Regions from separate parts of the Homo sapiens genome. Here regions 1 and 3 are each linked to region 2. Evidence: chromatin loops called from intact Hi-C (ENCODE). Cell type or tissue: IMR-90. All regions are shown on one strand. Links, peaks and the distances in the headings refer to the core of each region. The heading gives the core; the rest is flanking DNA.

Region 1 (10,779 bases), core at 1,520-9,519, 74 kb before region 2:
AAATACAACTGAAATAAACTTCATTGCTCCTTTCTAGTTGTTGCACAAATAAACAATGTCCAAGACTCTAAGATTTCTTTGCTTTCCAGTACATACATAATACTGTTAAAAGCTGAATATAATGCACTAAAGGTCAACACAAGTTTTACTTGCTAAATACAAATAGAGAATATATGTTTATCCTTGAAGGACACTTGTTATGAATATGCTACAACTAAATAATAAGATGTTCCTTAGCTGCTGGTTTTCATATCATTCTTAATCATTTGTGGGGTACTGAGATCAGTAAGACTAGGGAGAGTCTCTATCTTACATTCAACACAATGAATGTTTATGGGTCTTCACAAGGCAAATGGCACTGTATTAGGCAGTAGAAATGGCACCTGAAAAGGCAAACACGATAGATTCAGACCTTCTCTACAGATTTGTTACAAACCGGTTTTTGGTACGTTCCTCATAATACATGTCAAAGCTGAAATTTACCATAAAAGGTACGAATAATTCCAAAGGTAAGAAAACTGATTTTGCCTTTGGTCTCCAAATAGATTGGAATATTTTTATTCCAATTGAGCACCTCAAAAACATCCAGTTACTGTTGATCACAAGGAAGTTAAAGTGGGGGAATTTAACAGGGCACTATGTTTCACTGGTGACAGCAGAGAAAGCTTGCAATGACACGCTGCAATATTCTATAATGTTGGGGGTACGACAGGGTACACAGAATACCTAAAACATTTATATTAAGGATATCCGAAACAACATATTTAAAACCCAGAAAAATGTTATGAACACTGTTTCTGCCTAATACGTGACCAATGTTTTTGTTTTTTTTTTTAATCTTAACATGGTATTCTCTCCTACTCTCTCACCCTCCCCCCCAAAAAAGGCCACAAAGTGCTTTCACGAAGCGTCATTCTTTTAGATAAAGCCATTGCACAAAATGTACAGTTCAGGTATACTGAAATGAGTACCACACCGGCGTCCAATTGCGGCAGTTTTTATACACCAGTATGGCATAGGCGAAGTCTTTTAACAGAATTACAGCAAACACCTTTATAAGGGCCATACAAATAACACATTTAAAGTATTAAAAGGTACAGCTGACTCAATAGCAGAATTTAAAAGCTACATCCTATTAGCACATTTAACCCAAATGAACTTGAATCTTTCTATGATTTACCACGCAGGAAACTAGGACAGAATAAATTTCTTGTCAAAAGCAGTTTGTTCATTTACACAAAACTATAAGTCAATTAATGTCACTACCTGCTAAAGCAGACAGCAAGGGGGCCCTTGTCTATAATATTTATACTGTCCCAAATATTGTCACCTTAAAATGGCAAAACTTTAAATTACTATTTTCTTTACAAAATAAATGTAATCTATTATATATAGACCTGGAAAAAACTCAAAAGTTCAAATTCTTAATGTGAAAGCAAGTAGGTAAAGATTCAAAAGTGAAAAAATCTTTTACACTTTATGTAAATGATACTTAAGTATGACAAAGAGGTGATAATTCAAGTTCGTAACTAGTAAGTCACTAAAAAGATAAATGCATTCATTCATGTACCACAAAATCAGAGAAGACACGAGGACATGCCGCAGTCAGTGAAAAAGCCGAGAAATCAACATTTTACTAGTTATTTTGTCCCAAACTATTACCATGTGTGTTTGGTATGTTAACAATTTAAATATCCACATTAGGCTAAACAACAAGCACCTGTCAGCAGTGGAAACCAAAACATTTTGATGCTAAAAAATATACAAGATATTTAGACGCTATTTCATTGGTTGTCAAAAACAGTGACTACTGCCAAATAATTAAATTTAAAATATTGTGCCAGGTCCTCTCAGGGAAATGTGAAAATAATACTGACGATCTCATTGTCATTGCTGTTATTTTACTGGAATTAAACAAAGGCCAGAAGTTATAAATTTATGACTGCCAATACTATCTTTGGATAGTTACAATACAGTATGTAAAATTAAGGATGGCTTTGTTTAGAAGACTGCCATAAATCAACAAAACCCAACTGTGTCTGGGGGACATGGTAGAGAAAATGGCAATTTTGAGAGAGGAGTGCTTCTAAAGGCATTTCCTTGGAGGCTCTGAGGTTTTTTTTTTTTTTCACATTACCGAAAGGCCAAGTAATGTGGTGTGATTACTATAATTCCTACAACAAAACTTCCACTTAGAATAGTTACATGTTCCCAAACTATTTTTCTTCTGTCTGCCATGCTGGCTTCTGTATCCCATGGTCCACTGTAATCTTTTGGTCTTCTTTTTTTGCAGTACAGCAGTCCTCGTGCTGCTATCCATTGAGTAGGTAAACCACCAATTCATAGGTGGCCATCATAATGGCTGTGTTTGGAATCTGTCTCACTAGATGAGTTGTCAGACCACGATAAAGAGACCCATAACCTTCTTCTTGAACAAGCAAAGATAGAGTCTGAAAAAAAGATCTGTATTTTGTTCCCTCTTCACGTAGTCTTGTTCTTACAACTTCTGTGTAGGAAAGAAATAAAATTAAACATTACTGATATCTTTACACTCTTCTAATTATAACTGAGCACATCCCATTTATCAGTCTGTAAGTGTAAGCTCAGGATAAAAAAGGATGGCTTCTAATGTGTAGCTTATTGAAACCAGTCACATTATAGTAACATCAAACTTCTAATATGGCCAAAATCATGTACATTAATTATAGACTTTATAGTCTTTGAATGTAAAAAGACACAATATAACAAGAGAGAAGTATCAGTTGTATGCTAGATAAACAGATAAAAGGAAGAATAGAAATGAGAAGGAGGAAAAGGTGAAGAGGCAGTAAAGAGGTGGCATCCAGGATGAATATAAAAAGGATACAGTGAGAAACAAGCAGAAAAGATTTGTTTAAAGTGAGTACTACAAAGAAACAATAGCATTATTAATCTATTCAAAACAGTCCACATATATGAATGTGAAACATCATGTGGACAAAGAAGTTGACAATGTTCCAAACACTAGCTGCCAGCTATAAAACCCAGTCTGGGAATCAGGTAAGCAAAAATAATAAATTTTTAAGAGCTGAATGAACCTTAAAGATTAGTCAGTCCAATTTTTCCTCATTTTAAAAGGTGAGAAATTGGAGCTACTGAGAAATTTTGGCCAGTTGTGGGTAGAAGCTGGGACAAGAACTCACAGCTTCCTATGTAACTACTTTTTTTTACATCCACTATTCCTCAAATTTTTTCAGCACAGTATTCCAGATGGGCCTAGGGAAATAGTCTAAAGCAACCCACAGCAATTGTAACTATTTACTTGAAATCTGTTCTGTCTTAAAGATTCGTGCCATTTAACTCCAAAATGTCCTGTTTGGACAGGTGTGGTGGCTCATGCCTGAGCCTGACTAGCATTCTGGGAGGCCGAGGTGGGAGAATCGCTTGAGCCCAGAGTTTGAGACCAGCCTGGGGAACCCAGCAAGACTATGTCTCTACTAAAAATTAAAAAATTAGCTGGGCATAGTGGCCTGAGCTCATAGTCCCAGCTACTTGGGAGGCTGGGGCAGGAGGATTAATTGAGCCTTGGAGTTCAAGGTTGCAGGGAGCTATGATCATGTGACTGCACTCAAGCCTGGGTGACACAGTGAGATCCTATCAAAAAAAAAAAAAAAAAAAAAAAAAAAAAAGAATGTATCTTGTTTATCAACTGTACCTCTTCCTGTAATGACATCATCTCACTTCAAGGGAAAAGACTGTTTAAACCCCAAAACTCTGTTCCTTACACCTTAGCAGGCCACCATCCTAACCTACCCCATAGGTCAGTATCTAAACAATATTGCTGATACTGTCCTATTTTGACTTCTTTTAGAAAAGTCAGGAACTTCCTTCAGGAAACTGAGATAAGTTCATAGTCCAACCTGGTTAAAGAGTTGGTTTCATAAATTACTATTAGAGCAAATACACATTTTCTAGGCCTGGCTCATTTTTCCTGATATAATATACAATGGAGACGGTAAATATTAATCAGTGTAAGTGAACAAAAATGAAGCGCTTACATTAAAAAACAAATCTTAAACATGCAAAAATCAAAAGCGACACTTAAAACAACCAAAAAAGCTACCAAAAAACCTCAGCATGTAGCAGATAAATTCTTAAGTGATTTACCTAGCTATTAATGAAATAGGCTATTATAAAATTTAAATACAGAAATAAAAGGAATTATTAACACATACTTATTTGCCAACATGAAATAATGTAAAATAGCTTGGTCTTTGGGATTACAGACTTTAATTCAAATTTGGGCTTCACCATTAAGTAGGTATGTGACCTTGGGCAAGTTATTTCATGTTTACATTTCTTTTCAGTATTCAATTTGAAAAGGAGAACAATTCTGGTTATGTTCTAGCATAACAGGGAAAATAAGTACTTTAGAGAATTTTTATGTAGATTAGTAATGTATGTAAACTATCTAGTATAGCACCTACATACATACTTTTTTCAAAACTTAGAAACTTGCCCAAAAGTCACCAAGCTGAAGTGAGTAAGGCTGGAATTTGACTGACTTCAGAGCTCATGCTCAATCACCACCATGCTATTTGATAGCATAATACTGACCTATTAATACAGCCTACATTACTTAACCAGATTTAATCTCATTATGAACTCCCAATAATTGTATTTTGTTATACCAGAATGCAGTAAAATTATAAATGCTTTAATAAGTGAGCTGTTGGCTGGGGTGGGAAAATATTTCTGATTTAATAGATAACTCTTCTTACCATGTGGATATGCTATAGTTGTGGCACAAGTTTTTGAGGTGGCAGCAGCTAGCATCATTCCCACAAAATCTGATGCTTCTTTCACAGACTCTTCATCATTTTCCATTGTAGAAGCAGTCTTATATTCCAGTAGTTTTTGTTTTATACTTTCATAAATAACAAAATGGATAACAGTCTCTGATATACCAGCATATGAAGCAGACATGCCCCTATAAAATCCTTTTAGTCCATCTGTCTGATACACTTTACGAACACATTCAAAAGCACCCATTCGCCTTTCCCCGCGGTTCCTGAAAAGCAAAAAGAAACATCTTACTGATAGGTTTTTTAAAGTAAGTAAAATATAATAAAATATGTCATTCTAATAATAAAAGAATGGCCTTCTTTAACTCATGAAGAATTAGAATTTTAAAACAATATTCATATTTTAGATTTCCTATTCTTTTGTCCCAAATTTGTCATATTAAATGGGTGATATGTAAATAGTTTATTTTACTGAATGCAAAATGCACTACACTGAATCTTCGGTCTCATGTCCTCATTGGGGTTCACATGGCAGGGATAAGCAACAAAATCCTTTAGGAACTATACACCCTGACTGCAGCTCAAGACAAAAACAAAACAAAGTAAACAAAAATCCTCACACTGTATTAATTCCAGTTCTAAGTAAGCTGAATTTCCTTTGCATTTAGTAACATAAATAGAATGACTGAGACACCAATGATGATAGAATATCATAAACCAGGCAGTATGATTAACTAAAATTCTGTGCACCTGAGGGATTCTCTTTCAACCCCACTCATATTCTCCCAAGAAGTGATAGGGTGAATGTAAGTCAAATTCCCTATGATCATTTAAAGGCAATGGTCATATCAGTCTCCCTGGTGACTAGTAAATGAGAAACTGTAGTGTTATATTTATTCAGTACTCTTCCTAATACAATTTCCTTAGTTCTACTTAAGGGGGCAGCACCTACTCTTATAGAATACAACATCTCCTACACATGTAATTTTGAGTTTTAACAATATTTGTTACCTTACACTGATTCCCCCAACAGGTCCTTATCTATAAGAGACAGGTTTAAATGCTACCTACTAAAAAAACAGAAAATTTACCTATTTATAAATTATACCTAACTTGTTTCTGACATAAAATAAAATCACAACTACAACACCCACTTAATTACCTACAGATTCCACCAGTTTTATGAATGGATTGTCTTTAGATATTGAATACCTATTAGATAAATGATCCACAAACCAACTGTAACTAGTTTCATTAAAGATCCTTCCTCACAAGAAAGTTAAAAGAGATACAAATCCTGAAAGGTGACATATCAGCCCTATTTTTATTTTTTTATTAATTTTTTTCTTTTTCTTTTTTTTCTTTTTTAACAGATGGAGTCTCCATGGTGCAATCATGGCTCACTGCAGCCTCAAACTCCTGGGCTCAAGCAATCCTCCCACCTCAGCCTCCCAGGTAGCTAGGATTATAGGCATGCATTTTTTATAGAGATTAAGTCTTGCAATGTTGCCCAGGCTGTTCTTAAACTCCTGGCCTCAAGCAATCCTCCTGCCCTGGCCTCTCAAAGCTCTGGGATTACAGGCATGATCCACTGCGCTCAGCCCTCAGCCTTATAAACCAGAATCCTCAAGTCAACCTTTCATTATTACCCCACCCCTATCCAATTCCCCAACCCCACAAGCCTAAGAATTGTGCCAGCTTGTGTTACAATTATAAGTGGAAAAAAATAATATTAAAGAGTTTTAAGTCATGCTTTTCCTGGATTCCTCATAGAGCAACGCTAAACATAGTGAAACCTAACTCTGGTAGTTTACAATAGAATAATGTGGACTAGCATCTTGTACTTTCTAATCTTTGGAATAAGTCTTAGCTACCACTACTTTTCAGATATGTGGCTTTAAGAAATAAACTTGGAGTTTTGCTACAACACTTAAGATTTCATTAAAAGATCTATTTCAGATGAAACAATTAGATATTTCTTTTCAAGTTTCCAAATAGTATATAGTTCAACATAACAGAAGATGGAAAACAGATATTTAAGCAGGCATAATTGTTAATGATTTATTAGATCAGTTTTACCTAAAGCCTATAGGACATAACACTATTTCCCAAACACCAAAATATAAAAACAGTAGAAACATGTTATACACAGAACCTACTCCAGACTGAAAGTCTAAAATAGTTTAAAACCATTAACATTATTATTGTAACATATAAGATAGGACCATCTCGTTACTTAAGAGTCTCTATTCTAAAGCCAGTAGGAGAGTTGAGATGGCAAGACCCTACGCAGCACTGCTTTTGGCCTACTCTCAGTTCCCAGAACACCAAAGGCCCTACACTTTAGAACCTCTGAGGTTTGCACCGATTGGTTCCTCAGCTTAAAATGGGTTCAAAAAACCTTTCCTTGATTATTCCATTTAAAATAAGTCCCCACTGTTTCCTGGTGCATCTCTAAGACGTAGCAGTATCTGCTAATATAGATTTGTTGAATGAATGAATCTTGCTATTATAAAGTGGTCAGTGGTAACAGACGATATATGAGAACTGTCTGTCAGCCTAGGGTTCTCTATTCACAAGGTCACTAAATTTGAGCAATGATCCTCAAAGATTCAGTCTAGACTAGCTGACCTTGTGGCTTACTTAGCTTCTGCGAGGCCAATTATAAGTACCCATGTAAGGAAAGTATTACCTTTTGGGCTGGGTTAATCTATCTCTTTCTTTCCTTTCTGTTTCTCTATGGTATCTTTCTAGCCACTCTTTTTAAAACAAAACAAAACAAAACAACACATATTAATAATATACTTTTTTCACCTGGAAAAGTTCATATTGTCAACTCTTACATTATCTTTTTTCTGATGGCAGACCCAAGTTTCAAAATTAAACTACAACAACAAACAAATTCAGCAGCAAAGGAAAGAAAAACTTTGTAGAAAAAAAATTAGTTAAATCCACTTTAACCAATTTTATTTTAAGGAATTAACATACCTTGCATCAAGCTGTAACCGAGTCTTTATAAGCCAAATGGGGTTGGTTGCTGTGATTGCAGTAAAACCTAAACAAACATGTTTAAAATGAACTCTGGTAAAAATGAAGAATTCACTATTAACTTTAAGGTTTTAAAAATTAGATAAATCTACATTCAAGAAAATGTATATAAATAAACTACTAATTTATGTATATATTACACTTTTCACATACGACAAACATTTGTCTTCACTTCCAATCTATATGAATTCTCAAATTCTGTCCTTAACTAACAGATTCTTTTAAAAGCAAAATGAATATAAATTGCTTTCCCAACCTACTTAGAATATCCTTTAGGGTGCTCTCTACTGTCTAAGCTGAATTCAGAAATCCATCTCTACAAACACATAGACATTTTGTGTATTCTACGGCTAAAAAGCATGCACTTGGGATCCTTAAAACCAGCTAAAAAAAACAGTTACCTGGGGTTTGATTAGCATCCCAAATCACTACATTCAAAATGAATTCTACACAAATGTCAAATTTTACCAATAGTTTGATCTTTAGTTGATTATATAGTGGAAAAGACTGTTGTTTGGCCCCATGAATACTTTCTACATATATACATACTAATACTGTTAAAATAACCGTATCACAGTAAGGTTTTTGTTAGGGTTAATAGGACAGGCCTATCGTCATTTACTTAAACACATACAAAAACTCAAAAGTTCAAAAAGTCACAAATTGGAAGTTCCCTCTTTTATAGACATGGAATAAACTCAGGGTAGAAGACAGCTCTAGTTTACTTTAAAACTAAAGTATTATGTACTAGGTATTGGTGCAGAATGGTGGTCACCTAAGATGGCTCATTCCAGGTAGTAAATTAAGATCTACCTGGAACAGTATGTTTCTAGGATAGTGCATATGTTTTACTTGCCACCTTCCTAGCTATGGAAAAATAGCACACAAAATACAGTCTTGATGACAGAAACTTATAAAGATTGCTTCATCTACACAAAACAGGGTTTTAATTTACACAGACTTCATAGAACTACTTACGTTAAGTTACATTTACTCAATAAAAAATTATATGCAGAAATGTTTAAGGATCTTAACTGTTTTAATATTTCTATCAAATACTAGTGGGTCAGGCACATTCTTTTTATAAAGGTGGCTAATGATCAGTACATTTAAGATGAGTAAAGTACTTACAGGAACAGAAATGCTACAATATACTTAAGAATAATTTGTTTTTAAATTAATATAGTACAGATCCAATCATAAACCTTTCTTGGCTTTCAAAGGTGTATCTACATATGCAAAATAATTACACTAAATTGTTTCCAAAGCTGAATTTGGTCTCACAGGGTTCTTTTCTATGTCAGTAACTGAGTAACTCAAATTTTACTTCCTCAACCCACTGTTTTAACATTGTAGAAATAGCCAGACGTTATACAAATGGATGCTCCAATTAAATCTATTTAGCAAGCAAGATAAATGGGATACAAATTCAATTTAAATAATTCCTTTAATACTTTTATAAAGATTATATATTCTACATTTCTCTTAAGTGCTTTTAATACTACATATGTAAGTATAAAACTAGAATGGGACCAACAGTTTTAGACGCATCAGCAGGTACTAAACTGATAAAATTTAAAGTGTTGAGCAGGCTGCCAGGAACATCTTTTTAAATAAAAGGTTCTTTTCATGCATATATTCTTGGTAAAAGAAAAGAAAAGAAAAACATGAAACTATCAGACCAGTTTAAATATTTTCTTGCATGGTTCTAGCTTAACTGAGAATAAAGTTATAGAGTATTATTTTTCTCTTCTTTTGAACCTCATTTTTCTACATGAAAAGGCTAGGATATTCAAATTATATTTTAAAGCAATCAGACATCAATATTCTGGTCAAACTCCAATTTAATGATTCTTGTTTTGTAAACTTAAATATTTGTAATAGCTAAATATGTCTGTACAGCAAAATTAAGGGTTTATGAGTAAAAAGCTGCTAAGCAGCATAAACCAACAAAATATTCTGCATCACTATAATGATTTTTATTAATCATTTTATAGAAATCTTAAGAAAAACTATTTGCTTTTTATTGAATTTTAAAAGCTTAAAACTGGGAATCTTTACATCAAACTTTTTAAAAAACAGCCAATCTAGGTAAAAATTCTCATTCATCTTATTATACTTATTTGAAAAGAAGATGAGCACCTAAGTTTTTTTTTTTTTAAATAAAAGTTCTACTTCTAAAAACATAAATTTTAAGCAGTACCCAAGCTTCTGTCCATAATACTCTTCCAAGTCACAAAAGAATTTGAGGCTGGAAAAAAACCCATATATAAAAAACTTTACAATAGTACAATAAATTTTTATAAATGTTGTTAGGAACAAAACCTTTTAAAGACCCATAAATTATAATTTTAAATTATTCTCTGTACATATTACTATAATGTCAGAAAGCAAACAACAGGTATTTCTCACTTAACTAAAATTCATTTCCAAGCACAAATTAACCTATGTAACAGGACACATTAAAATTTAGGTAAGTGAGAGAATGTTATCTTATCCCTACGTAATTGCTATTATCAGTAAGCTATGTTTACTATGGTTGCTCTGGCTCAACTCTCCCAATGAGAGCTAGCTCTTTATAAAGACACTAACCTAAATGCCAGCAAACCATTGGGTTAGGTAAAGAATCTAGACACAATCCACAGTTTTAGCTATTAGCCCTTTACCGCTAAAAACTCAGGTCCTTGAGTTTTATGCTATTACTTTCTCCTAACCAAAGACACTTTAACAAACTAAATAGACATTACTAGGCTAATTACATCTAATAAATATAATCTAATAATCTAAGAAATGAAGCCAATGGAAAAAAACAAAAATTTATCGTAACTTAGCATTATATATGGTAAGGCAATTTGAGGTTAGCCCAAGCTAAACATATCTTCCCACTACTTATATGACAAACACACACAAAGATACTGGGAATGGTGCCCCTGAAATTTAGAAATTG
Region 2 (10,779 bases), core at 1,824-9,823:
TCCCTTAACTTAAATTCAACTGATTATGAGCTTTAGTCACAGCAATAAAATATTTTCACAGTAACACCTAGATTAATATTTGATTAACTGGGGACTCTAGCCCAGGCAACTTGACTTATAAAATTGGCCCTCAAACTCCCAAACTGACATCTCCAACCTCAACCTCCTGGCTGAGCCTCAGGTTTGAATATCCAGCTGCCTATCAGAGATGACCATTTAGTGCCTCAAACTTGACATTCTTTAAACTGAACTTTTGATTTCCTCCTGCTCCCACTCCAGCCTGCTTGCCTCTGTCTTCCTTATCTTTGTAAGTGGAACTACCACTGCCTTATGGAAAAGACCTAAGAGTCATCTTTGATTTTTCTCTCACTTCTGCTTCTATATGCAAGTACTATGTTCTCCACTTCCCAAGTAGATTTTAGAGACCCAGTTCTCACCATCTCCACTGTCTCCACCATAGCCCAGGCTCCCTCATCTCCAGCCTGGATGACTGCCAGAGCCACTTAACCAGTCTCTCTGCTTTCACTCTTGTCTCACTCTCTTCTTTACTCCACCCAGAGTGATCCTTTTAAAGCATAAACCATTTACCTGATTCTGGTAATTTAAAACTCATCAATGAGTTCCCATTGTTCTTAGATTAAAATGTAAATTTCTCACCTCGGTGGAGTATATAAGTCATGTGCTACATAATGATGTTTCAGTCAAATATGGACCATACATACCATGGTGGTTCCATAAGATTATAATGGAGCTGAAACTTTCCTATTGCCTATTGACCCTGTAGCCATCCTAACGCTGTAGCACGATGAACTACTCACATGTTTGTGGTGATGCTGGTGTAAACAAATGCACAGCTCTGCCAGTCCTATAAAAGTATAGTACATACAATTATGTACAGGAAATAATACTTGATAATGATAATAAATGGCTATGTTACTGGGTTATGTATTTACTGTACTCTAATTTTTACTGTTACTTTAGAATGTGCTTTTTCTACTTATAAAAAATGTAAAACAACCTTATGCAGGTCCTTCAGGAGATATTATGGAAGAAGGCATTTTTTTTTTTTTTTTGAGTCTCACTCGGTCGCCCAGGCTGGAGTGCAGTGGTGCCGATCTCAGTTCACTGCAACCTCCACCTCCTGAATTCAAGTGATTCTCCCACCTCAGTCTCCAGAGTATCCGGGATTACAGGCATGCACCACTGAGCCTAGCTATTTTTTTTGTATTTTTAGTAGAGACAGGGTTTTACCATGTTGGCCAGGCTGGTCTCAAACTCCTGACCTCAAGTGATCTGGCTTCCTCAGCCTCCCAAAATGCTGGGATTACAGGTGTGAGAAGGCATTCTTATAGATGACAGCTCCATGCATGTTGTTGTCCCTGAACACCTTCCTGTGGGACAAGATGTGGAGGTGGAAGACAACGGTATTGATGATCCTAACCTTCTGTAAGCCCAGACTAATGTGTTTGTTTGTGTCTTATTTTTTAACAAAAAGGTTAAAAAGTAAAAAAAAAAAATGCTTATAAAGATATAAAGAATGAACATATTTTTGTATGGCTATACAACGTGTTTGTGTTTTAAATTAAGTGTTATTACAACAGAGTCAAAAAGTTAAAAAAATTAAAAAGTTTATAAAATAAAACAGTACAGTAAGCTAAGGTTAATTTATTATTGAAGAAAGAAAAATATTTTTAATAAATTTGGAATAGCCTAAGTGTACAGTCTTTATAGGCTCTAAAATAATATACAGTAATGTCCTAGGCCTTCACATTCACTCACCACTCACTCACTGACTCACCCAGAGGAACTCCAGTCCTACAAATTCCATTCATGGTTAAGTGCCCTATCCAGGTGTCACACTTTTTAAATCTTTTATACTGTATTTTTTCTGTATCTTTTCCAAGTTTAGATATGTTTATATACACAAATGCTTATCATTGTATTACAATTGCCTACAGTATTCAGTAGAGTAACTTGCTGTGGAGGTTTGTAGCCCTGGAACAATAGGTTATACCATATAGCCTAGGTATTTAGTAGGCTATACTATCTAGGTTTGTGTAAATATACTCTATGATGTTTCCACAATGACAAAAATCACCTAACAACACATTTCTCAGAAGGGATTCTTATTGTTAAGCAACACATGACTGTATATGTCTGTTCTTATGACAGTTCCCTGTGACTTGAAGAGCTTAAAGGCACAGAATAAGTGCTCTGTAAATATTAATTGTCATCCTATTGTTGACAGAAACCAATAAAAGAGAACATGCTTGGAAGTTCAGTTACCATGAATTTATCTAGAGCCACTCTTGTCTAATATGGTAGTCACTAACCACATGTGGCTATAGAGCCTGTGAAATGTGGCTATAACAACTAAAGACCTGAATTTTAAATTTTATTTAATATTAATGAATTTAAATTTACATTTAACAATTGAAACTTCATTTAATATTAGAAAATATTTAAGCATGTTTCGAATACTTTGAGTATGTAATCTACTTTTTTTTCTGGTGAAAAGATATACATATATTTAGAATTAGCCAGATGGACTCAGTTTAGATGATCCCAATTTTGTTGGCAACATGGCAACATCCAAAGCATTGTAATCCGGAGCCAGTCGAACATATGCCTTCTTCTCTCCATCAGGGTGAATCAGGGTGTTGACCTTGGCCACATCAATGTCACACAGCCTGTTTGATCTGGTGCTTGTTGTTTTTAACAACCAAATGAACACAAGTGTGTTGTCGTCTATCTTCTTCATGGCAGACTCAGTGGTCAGGGGAATCTTGACGGCATAGTGGTCAAGCTTGTTTCTCCTGGGGGCACTCTTCTGAGGACATTTGGGCTGCCTCCGGAGTCACAGTGTCTAGGGCCGCTGGAAGGTGGGTGACGTGCAGATCTTTTTTTTGTGGCTGTGGACACCTTTCAACACTGCCTTCTTGGCCTTCAAAGCCTTTGTTTTGGCTTCTCCTTTAGGAGCAGCAGCAGCTTCCTTCTTTGCTTTCAGCGCCATCTCATGAAAAGGGTCCGTAATCTACTTTCTCAACCATTAATTTTATGAAATATAAATACAGATTAAGTATTACTGGTGAAATTTAGCATGAGATTTTTCAAACTGAGATGTGCTGTAAGAATAAAATATTTACCAGATTTAAAGACTTAGTGTAAAAAAAGAATATAGAACATCTCAGTAATTTTTATACTGATTACATATTGAAATCATAATATTTTGGATATATTGGTGTAAGTAAAATACTTCATTTATATTGCCAGTTTCTTTTTACTTTTGAAAGTGAAGCTATTAGAAAATTTAGACATATATAGCTGGCTCTCATTATCTTTACACTAGACAGAGCTGCTCTAGATGTTTTAATGATGAGCCCTCAATGCCATTCAACCCCAAAGTTAATTAATTGCACAGCAAGGCACTATGGTGAGTTCCACGGTGGAGATTTAAAGTTCCAATTAAATGGAGACCATATATGGGATTAATGGGGGAAACTAAGGCAAAGACTGGCCTGTGTGTTGATGAAGCATGACAGGCTCCCATGCCCATTTTTCCTTCCACTTTCTGTCCTTATGTACCCAGGCCCTTTTCTCAGGAGGTGAAGTTCTGCAATCTGTCCAGCCCCAAATTCTGGTCTCCACCTTTTTGTCCTCTCCTAGCCCTTCCCTCTTATTACTGGCGGGTCTTTGTTCTTAGAGCTCCCAAGATGGTGGCAGGCTGCTCCCAAGATGGCGGCAAGCCTTTTGTTCCCTGACCTGGGGTTCTTGGCCTCATGGATTCCAAGGAATGGAACCTCAGGCCGTGCAGTGAGTGTTATAGCTCTATTAGAGGCCATGGGTCATGGAAGAGAACCATGGAATCCAGCGACTAGTGTTCAGCTCGATTAGGATGAACCCGGGCACTTAGCCATGCAGGAACAATGGTGAGCCTTTAGCCTGATTGGGAGCAGCAATGGGCGCCTCACTGGATCAGGAGCACAGTGGACACTCTGCTGGATCTGGAAGGGTGGAAGTCAGCGGTGGGTCTGCGACAGTGGCAAACAGCAGTGGTGGATGGCGAGCGAAAGCTCAGCTAGAGCCGTAACAAACATGGACCAGAAGAGTGTGCAGTTGCAAGATTTAACAGAGTGAAAACAGAGCTCCCGTACAATGGGAGGGGACCCAAAGGGAGTTGCCCACTTCTGGCTTGAATGCCTGGTGTTTATATCCCAATCATTGTCCCTCCCCCTGTGCTCTCAGGTGATAGATGATTGACTGTTTGTTTACCTCCTGTCTTTAGCCTAATTGATATTTTAGTGAGCCGTCTTTACTACCTGATTGGTTGGGTATGAGCTGAGTTACAAGCCCTGTGTTTAAAGGTAGGTGCGGTCACCTTCCCCAGCTAGGCTTAGGAATCCTTAGTTGGCCTAGGAAATCCAGCTAGTCCTGTCTCTCACTCTCAGGGGCTCACATCCTTCTTACTCTATGTACTACCAATCTTCTTTGGAGAAACACAGGAAAAAACTTAACTCTAAAGTACAGGTTGGGAAACTTTCTTAAGGGTTAGGGAGTAAATATTTTAGGCTTTGTGGACCAATGAGTCTCCATCACAACCAGTCAACAGCCATGGTAGCCATAGACAATATGTAAACCAACAGGGCTGTGTTCTGGTACAATTTTCTTTATGGATAATGAAATTAGAATTTGTATAATTTTCTCATATCCAGAAATATACTTCTTTTGATTTTTTTTCATTAGCCCTTTCAAAATGTATTCTAAGGTCATGGGCTGTACAAACATGGGTGGGCAGGATTTGGCCTGTGGGTCTTGGTTTGCTGACCCCTGCTTTAAAGTACAAGTGAAGACCCAAATATAATGGACTAACCTTTCGGAGATGTTGAGGCAGAGGCTGGGCATGGTGGCTCACACTTGTAATCCCAGCATTTTAGGAGGCTGAGTCAGGCAGATCACCTGAGGTCAGGAGTTCAAGACCAGCCTGGTCAACATGGTGAAACCCCATCTCTACCAAAAATACAAAAATTAGCCGGGCGTGGTGGTGGGTACCTGTAATCCCAGCTACTCATGAGGCTGAGGCAGGAGAATCGCTTGAATTTGGGAGGCAGAGGTTGCAGTGAGCTGAGATGGTGCCACTGCACTCCAGCCTGGTGACACAGAGAGACTCTGTCTGGAAAAAAAAAAAAAGAAAGAAAGAAATGTTGAGGCGGAAGAATCTTTTCCTTCCTTTGCTGTCCTCAGAGCCAGCACATTGTAGTACCCAGTACATACTCTGTCTGAGTGATTGGAATTTCAGGAGCCTCAATGAGGGAGGGATGTTTAACACGGAAGGTCATCAGAAGATCCTGATAGAGGAGAGACTTTTGCACACTAGTCACTCTCAGGAGTGGGAGAGAAAGTGCCCTGCCCTGAGTCCTGTACTTTAAAAGGCCCATGTTGGTCCTGGGCCCAAAGATTAAGGAATCCCCAGAGCAACGAGGACATGCCCTCTTGGAGCCTAACCCCCACCTCCATGCTTCAGGCACTTGAAGCCCTGTAATTCCCTTCTCAAATAACCACCAGTCCATTTTTAGGTGAGTGTGGCCTCCTCCCTCATCCCATTCTCCTGTGCACAGACTACACTGTCAATGTGCTCACACCCAGGCCTAAGAAATGGCCAAGGGGCAGCTGTTTGCAGAGGGTGTGGTTAGAGCTTGGCAGCAAGGGCTAGGGCTTGTGTGTGCTGAGGGTGGGAAGAGAAGGGGAGTTAGCCTGAGCTGGAGGGCCAGAGATGGCTTCTTCTATGTAAGCATGTTCAGGCATAGAATTCTGAATTTAAACCTGGCTTTCTAGGTAGTTATAAAGGTATATTTGTCAAGGTGACAGGATAAGACATATTTTAGTGAACAATTTGTTAGTTTGATTTATACCTTAAATATCTAGACATATAGTATGTGGGCCTCCATTTGTACCTGTATCCTAAACTCTAAAAATATTAGGGATAGGCCTGCTTTTACAGTAAAGATGTAACTTTGAAATGGAGGTGGGGGCTGGGAGTCAGTGGTGTGGTAAAGCAGGCGTGTTGTGGCAAAAGCCCATTGGGTGCATCTCTTCCCAACTGTGTGTTCAATGACACCATGTTAGAAGCTTAAAGTTGGCCAAGGAAGGAGTATGTACACCATAAAAATTGGCAAATGCTACAAGTCAGAGCTGTTTTGTTTGTTTGTTTTGAGAGCTGATTGCCAAACGTTTCCCAGCTACTGCACACTGTGATTGCCCATTGCCCACTGGGAGAGGCTGGCTTATCCCTACTCTGCTCCATAGTCTCTCCCCAAAGAATGTATGATTATCAAGGAGATTACCTTTGACAGATGTGTTCAGCAGAAAAGTGTGACTGTGAGAGAGCATATGGAATCTCTTACTTATTTGTAAGACTTTCTGAAAGAAGCCATGTTCCTGGTTGTCCTGAGCTAGGCCCCTAAGCAATGCCAAGCTCTGATTCTTAGAGCAGAATCTCTATAGAGGTCAGCTATTGCAAAGCATGAACACTCCCACCCTCATACTTTATGTTTGCAGAATACTTCTAAACTCAGAAAAACACAAAATGACTTTTGTGGTTGATCCCTGGATTCCTTTCTCTGAATGTACCAGTAGTTGCAAAATCTATGGTTTTTCATCTTTTATTTCCCATGCCTGCCCTCTGATGGTGGATTGAGAGAAATACAGGTAGATTCCTATCAATGTCATAGAATAGGGAAGAGGAGTTGGTTTACAAACTGCCATCTCGTGGGGCCAGGCAGAAAATATAGAAGAATGAAGATGGCAGGATGTGAGAAGAATGGGGAGTTGTGGAGTATACTGAAGAGCTCATGTCCTATCTAAAAGGAATGACCCTACTCACTCGGGGACTAAGACTACCTCTAAGAGACTATGAGTCTAGAACAGAGGTCATAGCCTGGCAACATACACATGGATGGCTTTGTTTGACCTTCATCGTATTGATTCATTTACTGTTTCCAAATAGTTAAATTAGTTGCATACATGAAAAATTTTTACTTCCAGCTTTTCTTGTAAAGATCTGAATATTTGGCAACCCCAAGTTCACACTACCATTTGCCAACAACTTGGTGATACTTTTGAAAATGGCAAGTGACATTCAAGAACAAGTTATTGTGATTTTCCCAGTCAAAGCAAGCATTATGTCTTTAGTATACCAAACAGATGTTTCCATATGCTTTATGCTCTAGATATTCCAGAAACAAATAATCATTTTTTAGTTGCTTTTAAAAATTAGTATATCATACAAACAAAAGCACACGCACACACACACACACGCACACACACACTACAAGGTATATGGAATAATAAACAGCTTTCTCCACACTACCAGTGTCCTACCCCATTGGAATCCTCTTCCTACCCCCACCCCTGAGGAAAAATCCATTCTGACAGTTATCTTTATTATTCCTTTGCTAAACTCCTAGTGATTCTAGAAAGAAAGTTAGGCAGACGAGCAGGCCAGGAGAGGCCCTCACCCCATAACCAGGAATGTCAGGTAACCATCAGGTGATGGTCAGGTCGTTGTTAAACTGTCTTTCTAAAATAATAATTGGTCACAGCCAGGTCCAGGGAAAGGCTCCAGGGAAAGTCTCCCAATAGATAGATCAGCAGCTTCCTGATAAGATCTGAGGAGTTGGGCAAGTGGGCTCAAGCACGTGCACTAAGAGGCAAAATGATGGAGTTTAACTGGTAAATGACCTTCCTTTAGGAACACTCAACTAGTAAGGGAAAAATGCTATAAGGTGTGTAGGCTGCCTGCACTCACCACTGTTAGCAGGGCATGGCAAGAGTGAGACCGGCCTTGCCAACAGCATCTCAGCTGGGTGAGGCCTATTGCTACCGGCTTTCCCCCACTTCCTTGGCCACAGAGGCAGCCATAATCCGCTCTGAAACATACCCCATTGGCCCAAGAGCCTCCTCCCTCCCCCAGTTCTCTGCAGTGGCTGCAGCAAGCCCTGCCCAAGGAGAGTCTGAGTCAGACTTGCCTAACTCTTTCCCCACCTGATGGTCTTTCTCTACTTGCCCTGGTAGCCAATCACAAAAGACATAAATTCTTGGGAGCTTTATGACCCTGCCCCTTGCCTGAGAAACCTGAATACTTACACTGGCCAACTTAGGGCAAGCTTATATCCCACTTCTACTATTGCAGCTGGTGCACTCTTGAAAGTGCCATCTCTTGGATGGATGCCAACCAAGTCAGGACATTACAGCAACTCATGACAGAATAACCCTGCTCCAAGGAAGGAGCAAATAATAGCTAATTCAATTGCCTGCAACATCCTGGCTAACCAGAGATCCCGAGTCTGTCCATGGGACAATTTCATTGCTAGCATAACCAGCATATATTCAGCACGCTGAACATATCTACAACCAAGGACTCTCAAAGAGTCTACTTCATTCCCCCACCACCTTCACCAGAGCAGGTGCTGGTATCCACGGCTGAGAGAGCTGAAGATTCATGACATCACAGGACTCTTTGCAGACATTCCCCAGCACCAGCCCAGAGCCTGGTAGCCCCACTGGGTGGCTAGACCGTGAAGGGCAATAATAATCACTGCACTATGGCTCTCAGGAAGCCCCATCCCTAGGGGAAGGGGGAGAGCACCACATCAAGGGATCATCCCATGGGACAAAAAAATCTGAACATCAGGCCGTGAGTTCCAGATTTTTCCACTGAAATGGTGTACTCAAATGAGAAGGAACCAGAAAAGTAATTCTGGTAATATGACAAAACAAGGTTCTATAAAACACCGCCGAAAGATCACACTAGCTCACCAGAAATTGATCCAAATCAAGAAGAAATCTCTGAATTGCCAGAAAAAAAAATTCAGAAGGTTGATCATTAAGCTACTTAAGGAGATACCAGAGAAAGGTGAAAACCAACTTAAAGACATTCAGAAAACAATACAGGATATGGATGAAAAATTCTCCAGAGAAATAGATACCATAAAGAAAAAACAATCACAATATCTGAAAATGAAAGACACACTTAGAGAAATACAAAATGCACTGGAAAGTGTCAACAACAGACTAGAACAAGTAGAAGAAAGAACTTCAGAGCTCAAAGACAAAGCTTTCAAAGACAAAGACAAAGAAAAAAGAATTAAAAAATGAAGAAAGCCTCCAAGAAATTTGGGATTATGTTAAATGGCCAAACCTAAGAATAATTGGTTTCCCTGAGAAAGAGAGAAATCTAAAAGTTCAGAAAACATATTTGAGGGAATAATTGAGGAAAACTTCCCTGGACTCACTAGAGATCTAGACATCCAAATACAAGACATCCAAATACAAGACATCCAATACAAGTGTTTCCCAGGCAAAGAACACCTGGGAAATTCATTGCATAAAGATCATCATGCAGGCACATAGACATCAGATTATTTAAAGTAAAGACTAAGGAAACAATCTTAAGAGCTATGAGGCAAAACCATCAGGTAGCCTATGAAGGAAAACCTATCAGATTAACAGCAGATTTATCAGCAGAAACCCTACAAGCTCAAAGAGATAGGGGTTCTATCTTTAGCCCCCTCAAACAAAATAATGTCCAGCCAAGAATTTTGTATCCGGCAAAACTAAGCTTCATCAATGGAGGAGAGATAAAGTTTTTTTCAGACAAACAAATGCCAAGAGAATTCACCACTACCAAGCCAGCACTATAAGAAATGGTAAAAGGAGTTCTAAATCTTGAAACAAAACTTCAAAATACACCAAAATAGAAACTTCTTGACACATAAATCTCACAATAAAAACAATAATGATAATGCAACGAAGAAAAACCATCTGGCAACAACTAGATGATGAATGAAATAGTACTTCATATCTCAATACTAACATTTAATGCTCAACTTAAAATATACAGAATGTCAGAATGGATAAAAATTCACCAACCAAGTATCTGCTATCTTCAAGAGTTTCACCTAACACATAAGGACTCACATAAACTTGAGGTAAAGGGGTAGAAAAAGATATTCCATGCAAATGGAAACCAAAAGTGAGCAGGAGTAGCTATTCCTATATCAGACAAAACAGACTTTAAAGTAACAACAATTAAAAAAGACAAAGAGGGAGGTTATATAATGATAGAAAGATCGGTGCAACAGGAAAATATCACAATCCTAAACATATATACACCTAACACTGGAGCTCCCAAATTTATAAAACAATTATTACTAGACATAAGAAACAAGATAGACAGCAACACAATCATAGTGGGTGGCTTCAATACTTCACTTACAGCACTAAACAGGTCATCAAGACAGAAAGCCAACAAAGAAACAATGGACTTAAACTATACCCTAGAACGAATGGACTTAACAGATGTTTACAGAGCATTCTAACCAACATATACATTATTTTTATCAGCACATGGAACATTCTCCAAGATAGGCCATATGATAGGCCACAAAACAAATCTCAATAAATTTTAGAAAATCAGAATTATATCAAGTACGCTTTCAGACCACAGTGGAATAAAACTGGAAATCAACTCCAAAAAGAACCCTCAAAACTATAAAAACACATGGAAATTAAATAATCTGCTCTTGAATGATCTTTGGGTAAACAATGAAATCAAGATAGAAATTAAAACATTCTTTGAACTGAATAACAGTGACACAAGTTATCAAAATCTCTGAGATACAGCCAAAGCATTGCTAAAAGGAAAGTTCATAACATTAAATGCCTACATCAAAAAGTCTGAAAGAGCATGAATAGACAATCTAAGGTCACTCCTCAAGGAAC
Region 3 (10,779 bases), core at 676-8,675, 210 kb before region 2:
ACTCTTTTCTTGCTGTGGTTTCAGCTTGCATGGCAGTTTCTCGCAGCCCAGGCCTCTTCCTGCCTCAACAGTTCAATCTAGGGACCAAAAATAACCACCAAGCATGGAGCGCTCACTATGTGCTGGGCCCTGTGCTCAGAATTTTTGACAAATCATTTCCCTTAATCCTTATGATGACCCCATGAGGGAAGTACTACAGGACCATTGTCCCTTACCAAAAAAAAAAAAAAAAAAAAAAAAAAGCAAGTTCCAGGGTTTAGTAATTAGGTTGCATATGCTATGTATGGTATAACATCCCCAGCGGACTGCAACCAAACACTTTAATATTTCTACAGTGAAACCTATGAATATTCACGCCAAGTGAAATAAGGAGTGATATAAATAGTCTCACCCAGTTCAAGTTGAGTCTGGCTGCCAAATGAGTTTGCCCCAAACTTATGAAAAAAGTTTTGGTTTTCAGAACATAGTCCTGCACTAGTGTCTTCATTTAACAAATAAATGAGGCTCTGAGAGGTTAAATGACTTGCCTAATTAGGATAACATAGCTGGTGAATACTGGAGATAGAGTTCAAGCCAGAAGTATGACGTTAGAGCCCAAGTCTATAACCACTTTGTTACATGCACAGGTTTCTGGGGGAAACAGCTGACAGTTCAAATCCCTGCTCTGCCACTTTGGAGCCGTGGGATCTGGGCAAATCACTTCACCTCTGGGACTCTCAGCTTCTGTGGAGGTCAATGTGGTTGTTCTCAAATATTCTGGCTCTTGCCCTCTGAGCAATGATCAGCTTATCCTTCCCTACTCACTTGAAGTTAGGTGTGGCCATAAGACTTGCTAAGGAAATGGCAGCAGAAGTGATGTGTGTTACTTTTGCTTGGAAACTTTAGGAGCCAGTGTGAATTTTGCTGCCTTCACTTTTCCATTAGTCACCATTAGGGGCTGTTCCTTCTGCCCTGGACCCAAAGTGAGGACACACTTTGTGGAATAAAGCCTCCTGCTGAACAGCAATGAGCACACAATATGGGCAAAAACAAACCTTTGTTGTTTGAAGTCAGTGAGGTTTGGGGATTGTCTGTTACAGCAGCAAAACCTGGGCTATCCTGACTGGTATAGTTTCCTTCTCTATAAAACAAGTTGTGTGAAGATTGAATGAGATGGTACATATAAAGCTCCAAGGCAGTATGTGGCAATGGGTATCTGTTAATTCCCTCTCCCATTCTCAGCCTCTATTTCCCCAACTGTAAGAAGCTGTTAACTTGCTCTGTTTTAATGATTGAAAATGCTAGTTAACCTATGAGATGTTAATGGAAAGAATTTTTGGAGTATCCACAAAAACCTGGATATATTGTCTTACATGTCCCTCTTACCACTCTGGCTTTGATGGGGAGGCTGAGAAGAGGTGGTGGGAGGTTGGGGACAGAACTCCAGCCCTGGGACAGGGCTGAGGCCTCTGGGTTCCTGAAAGAAGCATCCGCTGTGGACCAAATATCCCCAAAGGCAGGGCTGCAAAGGGCCAGAGAGTGTCAGGAGGAGGTCAGAAGGGTCAAGTGGCCTGACAGCTGCTGAGCACAGAGGAGGCACCATTTCTCCCTCAGGCCAACAGATGGAGGGAGTGAGGCTGTGGGGCGGAGATTCTCTGCGATGAAAATGTGCAGTTGCCACAGGACGTGAGTTAAGACCCATTTAGCAACACCGATTAAGGAGCTATAAATAGCACCTGGGCTCTCTCACAGGCCGTAAAACACTCTTCTCTGCACTGCTCCCAGCCTGTGACCTGCCCTGCTTAATTGGGGCTCAAAATAAAATACCTGGAAGGCCGCTTTTTGATGGAAGGCCCTTGTTGCCATGGTGACCAGTTGCTGGGACCAGGGTGGGGCAGAGGCTTGATACAAGGCTGCTGAGATGTAAGATGGGGAGGAAGAGGAGGAGGAAGAGGGGAGAGAAAGGGAAAGTGAGAAAACAATGATAAAGATTACTGTGGAAGTCTAAAATCCACATCACGAGGCCGATGGAAACACCAGCTTCTCTGCCTGTAATGGCTATGAAAAATGGCAGCCTCACCCAGCTGATGGGCTAGCAAATGAGGACCGCTGGCAAGGAAGTGGATCTGGCTGGCCCAGGGTGGGTATGGGAGGCAGAGGAGTGAGTTTCAGGCCTGGCTCAGTCCCTGAACAGCAGGTGAGCTGGAGCTGCTCCCCACCTTCTCTGGGCCTTTCCACTGTAAGATGAGGGGTGGAATGAGAAGGTCTCTAAGCTAGGACTAACAACTGAGCTCCCACCATTGTCAAGGAGAAGGCGGAAGCTCCATGTGCTGAATCACCTCCAAGATATATGAAGTGATGGAAGCAAGGTGCATGGCAAGGTGTGAGTGGACTGCTGCTGTTTGTGTATTTGTGGGAAACACCTTAGAATACACAAGAATCTGACAGCATCGGTTGCCTCTGGGGAGGGTGGCTGAAAACAGGGGTGGGAAGAAGACTGATCACTGTCATGTTTTAATAAAACCTTATAAATGTATTCAAAATAAGTAAAATCTAAATTTAAAAAACTGGACTCCAAAAGGCCCAGGTTTTGATGAATGAATAAATACCAGTTAGAGCGGTGGGGTCACCCTCCATGATCTGGTCTCTTTGCTGACTGCTCTCTTCCTCGTATGCACCTTGGACTTCTCACAACCTCCTGAGTGCTGCTGTGCAATTTAAAGCCGCTGTGCCTTCACACATGCTGTGCCCTCCCCTGAAATGCTGCTTTCGGTCTTCTCCATCTAGGGAAAGGGATACTTGAGTCTTTAAATCTCAACTCAAATATTCCTCCTCTGTCTGCACTTCCTCGATGCCACAGCTGACCCAAACACCTGATATTCTCTCTCTCCTCCACGCCTCCTGCACTACCCAGAGCCCTTTATTAATGCTCATCTCACTGAACTATCACTATTGTTACTTGTGTGGCTACCCGATAAACTAGGGGCTCTTTGAGGCATGGCCTCGGTCTGATCCTAGGGAGTACCCCAGGACCTAGCACAGAATGCTGCTCAGTAAATGTTCTCCATCTCTGAGAGATCAAACACACACAGAACATCTATCCCAGGTGGCTCCCTGGTGGTCTATCCACTAAAAATTAAGTCTTTTCTCTTATTCCACCTCCTGCTTTGGCCTCATCTGAATGCTGGGAAAGTTAATTTTTAACATTAGTTTGAGCAAAATACAATTAGGAAGGGAAGCCCTGCAGCAAGAAGTGATCTCAGTACATGCGCCCAGCAGCACACAGTGAAGGGCCTGGCTGCTGCTCTGCCCACTGCAGTAATTGATTTTGTGGGTTATTCATAGCAAAGGTGTCATCGGGGCCTTCACCTTGGCTGCCTCTCTGTCTGCCTGCTTGGGAACCCTGTGGTAACGAGACTCCCACGAGAAGGGGTTGCCAGGCAGAGGCTCCTGAGCTCGGTGATTTAACTAGCTCTGTGAATTCAGTAAGACTCTGACCCTCGCTGGCCCCCATTCACAGCAGAAGGGGCTTGCACCAGAGTCCCTAAGGCCCTGCCCACTTGGACACTCTATCTGGAATTTTAAACATTAGCCCAAGCAGGACAGAACAGCGAAAGAGGCCACCGCAGACAAATAAAAATCTTTTATTTTATTTTTTTTTTTAAGACAGAGTCTCGCTCTGTTGCCCAGGCTGGAGTGCAGTGGTGTGATCTCGGTTCACTGCAACCTCCACCTCCTGCGTTCAAGTGATGTTCGTGCCTCAGCCTCCCAAGTAGCTGGGATTACAGGCTTGAGCCACCATGCCTGGCTAATTTTTGTACTTTTAGTAGAGAAAAGTTCACCATGTTGCCCAGGCTGGTCTTGAACTCCTAACCTCAGGTGATCCACCTGTCTTGGCCTCCCAAAGTGCTGGGATTACAGGCCTGAGCCACTGTGCCTGGGCACAAATAAAAATCTTCAAGTCAATTTTAGAGACTAGCAGAGGGGATGTAAGGCTGTCCCAATAGTTACAGGATGATATTCACATGCAAGACAGACTCCCAGAAGGAAACTCAGAAACCTAAGGGACTACCTTTCTTCTTCAGGGCTGAGTTGAAGGCATTGTTGAAACATGTCTTCACCAATACTGTCCTTGCCCTGGATGGACACATAGTGGGGACAGGACAGAGGCCAGGCCCAACTCTGTTTTCTCTGTCGCTGAACAGACTCTTCTCGTCTTATTTATTTTTTTCCTAAGCCTTTTGCATTCCTATGAACACACCTTTCCAGTGAATGAAGCGACATTACCATTAAGATAGTCTTATCACTCTGATTTACTCAAAAGATAAATAATGTATGAACTTCCATTCTACTAACTTTTATGTTAATTACTAATGGATTTCTGATGGTTTTGCCTCCAGCATCCGTCACCTGCCCTTTAGGTAAAACATTTCAGATCCCTTGGGGAGTGTGTTTTTCCTGAGGCTTTGCCCCATCCCAACCCCAGGCGTGGAGCCTCTGACCAGGCTGAGCCAATCAGCACATTCCAGTCCAGTGGCCACTGTGACTGACTGGTTCAGGGGTGAGCCTGAGATCCCAGTGGGGCCCATGAGAGTGGATTCCAGGACTTGTGCTGGGCATGGCCTGCAATAAGAAGGAGCAACAGGTGGACCCAGGGCCTCCTTGAAGTCATTTGGGGACCTGAGAAAGATGACCCCATACAGAGGCCTCTAGAATGTGTATGTAGGAGGGGCTCAGGAGTGGTGGTCTGTGAGATGGGAGATCTAGGAAACACTGTCTGCTTAGATCCTGTTATTTCAGGTAGGTTGAGGGTGTGGGGCCTAAAGCCCCATAAGACACCCCTAAGGTGCCACTAGACACGAAGGAAGAAGAGCTGAGAAATGGAGAGAGAGACGTCAGACCCTGCCAATGGTGTTTGAACCTGGGATTACAGGTGAGGCTAAAGCAACTACAATTACTCAGTGACAAAAGCACATATATTCCTTTTATTAACTTAAGGCAGTTTGGGGTCAGGTCTTCTGTTCCTTATAAAAGAATACAACTAACAAACTACTTCTGCTGTGCTAAGCCCATCCTAGACCCTGAACTTGGTTTCTTGAACTCTGATCGGAGGTAATTCCTGATGGATACCCTAGGGTGTGGTAGAGGGTCTCTGGTCTGGTGAGAAAGGCATGGGGTGAGAACTGCCCTTAAGAGGACTGCAGTCAGAGCAGATCCCAGGGAGGGTGAAAAGCCATAATGGGATACCTGAGGCCAGGCCAAGGTGCACACTTAGAGGAGGAGGTGCTGCCTTCATGGAGTGGCCCGAGGGCTCCAGAAAGCCTTGCCCCACACTATCTCCCCAACTGGTACCTCAAAACCCACCTGAGCATTTTTCTTTGAGTTCAGTGCAACATAGGAGGACAATAAAGAGGGAATGTCCAAGTTAAAACGGAGTCTCCAGGGACACCAGCCCACACAGGAGCTGCAAAAAAAGGATCTGCCACCTAGAGGGCTGGAGTGGCTGACTCAGTGCCACCACGGCCAGTCTAGGGCAGAGCACAGACTAGAACCTCTGAATTCTCACTTCCAAATTGTAGTCCCTTCCAATGGCCCATAGCTGTTGTCTTTGCTCTTGATTTACATCCCGTTATGCAAAATCTGTACCACCAGGTGGCGATGTAGTTACCACATGTAGTGTGGAATTTTAAGTGGCCATCACGGATTCTCTTTTATGAAAGTGTATCTTTATTTCATCTAAAAGATAATAAGCAGTTTACCAGGAAAGGGAGATGGAAAAGAAATTTTTTTAAAAAACGTAGTAAGCATTTAAAACTTTAATCTATTTTATTATAACTTTGAAGGCAAAGAAAAGAATTATGATTACTTACATTGTGTCTTCTTTATTAATTACTTGCCTCTTCCTAACCCTGTCAATGAGGGAGTGGAGAGAAGCCATACCTTGAAGTCAGACCCGCCTGGCTTTGAAATTCAACTCTGCCGTGTATTAGCTGTATGTCTTCGGCAAGTCACTTCTCTTTGAGCTCAAATGATCCATCTGTAACAATGGATTCAATACTACGCCAGACAGGGCTGCTGCATCCTCGGGGGGCAGCATATAGTAGGTGTTTGATAAATCTCAGTTAAATGAATGAATGAGGTACCTAGTGGAATGCTTGGCATAATATAGCAAGTACCCAATAAATGAAACTTATTACTAGAGGCAAAAGGGAAGCAGATCTACCAATGAAATTATAGGCCATGGGCAGTAAGAAATGGGGCTTTGTAGGGGATGTGGGAACTCAGTGGGAGGCCAGGAATCAGCGCAATGGTGACTGCCCACTGGCTTACTGCACAAGGCGGATGCTTTTCAACTTCAGTGTGTAACATCCCGTTTCACCACGCACCTCAGCCTCAAAGCCCTTCTGGAATCCTTTCTGCCTTGCAGTGAAGTTCTGAAGGAGAATTCCCATCCACCCTTTTCTGTGAGCCTTTCTGGCCTCACCTGTGAAAAAGAGGCTAAAATGGTTCCTGAATGTATGGTGCTAAAGATATTTAAGGAACTCAGTCTCCTCATTCATCTGACTCCATCCGCCTTGTGGGCTGAAGACTTTCCAGACTCAGGGCCTCATTCTCTACGTCTGTAAAACCTGCAGGCGGCTTGGATGGTACCCATCCCTTCCAGAGGTGGGATCTTGGGTGTACTCCTACCCCTCAGGCTGACAGGCCTTCCCAGGGGCACAGAATTCTTTTAAAAGGAGCATTGGTTCACTTCAAACCTCCTCAACTCTAACGGCGCAAATTCTGTGACGCTTTATTTTTCCCAGCTTGAATGGGTAGACCTAGCACCTCATAAAGTGACAAGGAAAATATTTGGCTGGTTTCGTAAACCGGGGCCACAAAGGCTCACTTGTGATGGGCCGGCCGCGCAGCCTGTGCTGGCTCCCAGGACGCCCTGGCAGGCCCTGCCCAGGTCTGGGCAGCAAAGTCTGCAGACACCACTGCCTGCCTGACACCGGCCACCTGTGTGCAGGTCACGAGGTCTGGCAGCCTTTCATTCCCGCCTGGCCATCTCCTCCCACAGACTTCCAGAATCTAAGCTGCCAAAAACAACCCCAGCCATCTGCCATGCAGAGGAGATCCTTGGGGGTGTGTCTGGGAGGCCCTCAAAGAAGCTTCTGTGGCTGGTCAGTGGCAGCCACCTGGGAGGTGTCTGCAGCGTGTCCAGGTCACAGTCTGGCCCCAGCAGGCTCTCCTCAAGGAATCTACCCACAAACTTCCCTCTTGCCAGTCTCATGTACTTTCTTCCCCTTCCCCAAGAAATGAAGCACATTCCAGCCCCTTGCCTTTGCTCCTGCCACTCCCACTGCCTGGAGTGCTTTTCCCCTGCCCTCTCCCTCCAGCCCATTCCTGCCCCATTTCAATGCTGCACAAGGTCCTCCTCTCGGCCCAGTCCCTCTGTCATTCTGCACCCGCAGGGACCTGCAGGCACTCCTTGTCTGTACCCCTCACTAGATAATCACACCCTTCTAGGGGCTGCTTTATAGTTTAATGCTGGTATTATTTATTTCACTGCTGAGATCATTTCACTGACACCTCATTTATTGGAAACTGTTGGGGAAAGCTTTCTCAACATGAGTGAATTTGTCGGATCAATGGTCCTTTTAAGTGACGAACCTACTTTGAGCATGATCTCTTTGGGTGGGAATTTTTCTAAGACTCATTATTCCCTGATCTTGAACTAATCACCCTAAACATAACTGAATCCATTCTGGAGGATTCAGAATTAGAAGGAAAAAAAAAAAAAAGGTCATTTTTGGTACTACAACCTTGCTCTGCCTGGCTCCTGAGGGCTGGGCCTCATGCCCCTTTGCTGAATGGCTCCGGACAGCTGCACTTTAAGAGTTCTTGTTTGCTGTGGCTGTTCTGTGTCCCTCATGTGGGTAGGCAGTTCGCTGTTGGAGGGTTGCGGCTGGTGTGCCTGTCTCTGGCCTTACCTACCCTACATTCTCATTTGTGGTTTGTTGTGCGGAGGGAATGGGAGGCAGGTAACCAGGGAGGTATAAATGAACTGCAAGCAAGTAGCACCTGAGAAGACCTTTCTTTAATATACTTCAGGACAGAAGCTGATTCCTTCCCAGGCACCAACTGAGTCTTTTCCATTCATTTTCAGGGTCAGGATTGTGTACAGCTGAGGGCACCAAAAGTGTGTGCTGTTCCGATGCTGCCATTTCCTTGGGTTGATGAGTGAGCTGGATGGGAAGCTCTTTGCTCCCTGTCGTGGGGCCCCTCTGTGTCCACACTGTGCCTGACCTGGAGTAGCTCAGTAACAAGTCCTAGTTGACTTGCCTTGGGGGATGTGGCCTACCCCAGGGTTCACTGTTATCAGCTCCTGCTTTAGAATTAATTGTGCCTTGAAAGGGCATGCTAGGTCTGCAAATGGAGCCAGCTCAGAGGGGGACATGGCTCCAGGCCAGTGTAGGCTGCTGTCTTCAGAGGCTGCCCCTTTGCCACTGGGATTCCTAAAGCCCTGTTGTTAACAATCAGGTATTGGGAAAACAGAGACATCAAACAGCTTTATGCAGCACCCAGGACAGGCGCGGCCACTTGGGAGCCATTCCTTTTTTTGTAAGTGACCGTATCTGGTTTGGGCTGCAGGAAATCCTCTTTTAGGGTCTGGGAATAGAGGGGAGTCCTGGAGTCCAAGTGTGAGGTAGAGGCAGAGATGTGGCCTCTTCCTCATGGGCAGGCTTGGCTGCCCTAGGGCTTGAGGAGTTCTGCCAGGCAGTGTTCTCTTGGCCATGCTTTCTTTGAGCAACCGCATTGACCTCCAGGCATCTCAAAGGGGCCACTTACCTGTTAGTAAGTCTGCAATTTTGCCCACACCCCAACTTATCCTTACTGAAAATTTTCATATATACAAAGTTTCTGTTCCTGCTTGGTTCCTTTATCCTCTGTGAGACCCTGCCTGCCTCTCCAGCTTTTTTTCCTGCCATGCTCCCTGCATGTCACCTGCCACCTGAGTTCTTAAATTGTGCCAGCCTCCCTCTTGCCACAGGGCCTTTGCACATGCTGCTGCTGCTGCCTAGAATACCTTTTTCTTCATCCCTCACCCCCAAACAGGCACCTCACTTGTTAATTCCTCCTCTAAGCTTAGAGGTTCCTTAGATTGGCCTTCTCTGGCTCTCAAGACAGACCAGGCCCCACTCATACACTCTCCCAGGACCATCTACCTTCCCGACATGCCACCCTGCACACTAGTAACCACAGGCTAATTTCTGTAATCGGTTGTATGTTTTCCTTGCTAAGTTGTACGTTCCATGGGGTAGGATCCCTGGCTGCCTGTTCGCTGCCTTATCTTCAGTACCTAGCACAGGGCCTGGCCACAGTACCTGCTCTGTATATATTACTCAGTTACTAAGTGACTACACCCTTCACTCCAGCTCTATCCACACTGAGCTGCCCCAGACCCCGAGCCCTCTCATAACTCCGATTTCTTGCTCTTTCTGCCTGGATACACCTTTATTGCTTGAGTAATTCCTAGTCTTAGATGAAGGAATGAATGAATCAATGAAAGCATGAATAAACAAACTATTAGAACTTTTGGTGATTTATGTGAGAATCCACTGCACAACTGGAAAGGCACGAAATGTGGGGCTAGAGGAGCATTCCTGGAGGAAAGGGCCCTTGAGAAGGAGTACTGCCTTCAGGGAAGCATGATGACTTTACAAGCATCTCTCTAAATGCTTCAGGGAAACCTACAAGTCTCCAGTGAGCAAGGGCTGGTGCGTGGAAACGAATAGTGCAGAACCTATTATGACTAGTTTAAGATGTGCAACACGTTATCGGTGCATCTTCTATTTAGTGTGCTGTCAGTTGTTTAGCTTAAGGGAAGGTAAAAACATTAATACGTGGGAAAGAATTTAGGTGTCCATGATTTGGGGAATATTACACAGGTAATAATAAGAGCCATCTGATGGTGATCACCACTGTGTGCCAGCACCGTCCTGGGCAGTTTATACCCATTCTATTATTTAATCCTTAGGAGAACTTTGCGAGGCGGGGATTATTGTCTCCATTTTACAGATGGGAAGACAGAGGCTTGAAGAGGTTGAGTAACTCAGTCATGGTTCCAGAACTAGCTTGGGGCAGAGCTGGGCTCTCCCCCTGGTAGCTGGACTCCTAAGTCTCTGCCCCAGCTGCAGAGCGAGGAGGTGGGCAGGGGCCACCTGGCAGGTGTCCCCAGGCTGAAGACAAAAGTGCTATCATGGAAAGAAGGTTCCCAGCCCCTGGTCCTGCCAGGTCTGTCTCTCCTGACCTCCCAGCCTTAGTGCGATGCTGAGGGGAGGTGCAAAGCGTGGGCCCTCAGATCACTCTGGCCAGGTCACTAAAGCATGGCAGTGTCAACCTGGTGAGAGCTGTGGCAGTGTCCAAGGGGACAAGAGTTGGGCTCTAAGCTCCACCCACCATTCTCCTCGGGGGGCTCCTTCACTGCCAGCCTCAGAAGGTCCAGGTGGCATTTTTTGGGCCAGTGCCATTCACCCATGACAACTCGTACCACATCCTTCCATACTCACAGAGCTGCAGGTGTCAGGGGGACCCAGCCCTCTGCTGTCTGGGAGTTTCCATTCCCTTCTTGGCCATCATGCATCCCCGCTACCAGAGGGGCAGCTATCTGTCTTGGGCACTGGAAAAGGGGCCTCCAACCACTTCACAGGGACCCTTTGTTGAGTTTATAAAACAAGCATTCACCAGAGGGCTACAATGTGGGTACCAGGGCACCCTCCCTTCTCTCCCTAGGCCCCTGCCCATACCGAGGGC

Evidence for each region. Hi-C counts contacts between places; a loop is a spot of excess contacts. Peaks named below come from ENCODE experiments on the same cell type or tissue, not always from the same donor. Only the 100,000 strongest peaks of a DNase experiment are listed, where the experiment ranks them.
Region 1: it touches region 2 in a loop (2.9-fold over the local background); 38 of 110 quality-filtered maps call a loop at or near these places.
Region 3: a loop joins it to region 2, with 12 times the contacts of the local background. A loop is called at or near these places in 47 of 110 quality-filtered maps.

Annotation. Positions count from the first base shown.
Region 1 is chr3:140,967,987-140,978,765 of GRCh38, reverse strand. SLC25A36 (solute carrier family 25 member 36) reads right to left here. Exons shown (of 7, transcript NM_001104647.3): 5 at 7,773-7,839; 6 at 4,761-5,050; 7 at 1-2,506. The coding sequence ends at 2,313. Among named protein-coding and RNA genes, the nearest start is that of SLC25A36, 32 kb to the right of the region's middle. In IMR-90, for the core only: a CTCF peak has its summit at 5,725; no DNase peak of the experiment used is centred there.
Region 2 is chr3:140,894,428-140,905,206 of GRCh38, reverse strand. It overlaps the pseudogene RPL23AP41. Among named protein-coding and RNA genes, the nearest start is that of SLC25A36, 42 kb to the left of the region's middle. In IMR-90, for the core only: a CTCF peak has its summit at 6,686 (motif pointing left); a DNase peak (open chromatin) is centred at 6,626; H3K27ac peaks cover 222 bases; H3K27me3 peaks cover 206 bases.
Region 3 is chr3:141,100,818-141,111,596 of GRCh38, reverse strand. The region is part of intron 2 of SPSB4 (splA/ryanodine receptor domain and SOCS box containing 4); the gene reads right to left. Among named protein-coding and RNA genes, the nearest start is that of SPSB4, 55 kb to the right of the region's middle. RefSeq lists an enhancer at 8,134-8,650. In IMR-90, for the core only: a CTCF peak has its summit at 5,625 (motif pointing right); a DNase peak (open chromatin) is centred at 5,636; H3K27me3 peaks cover 2,781 bases.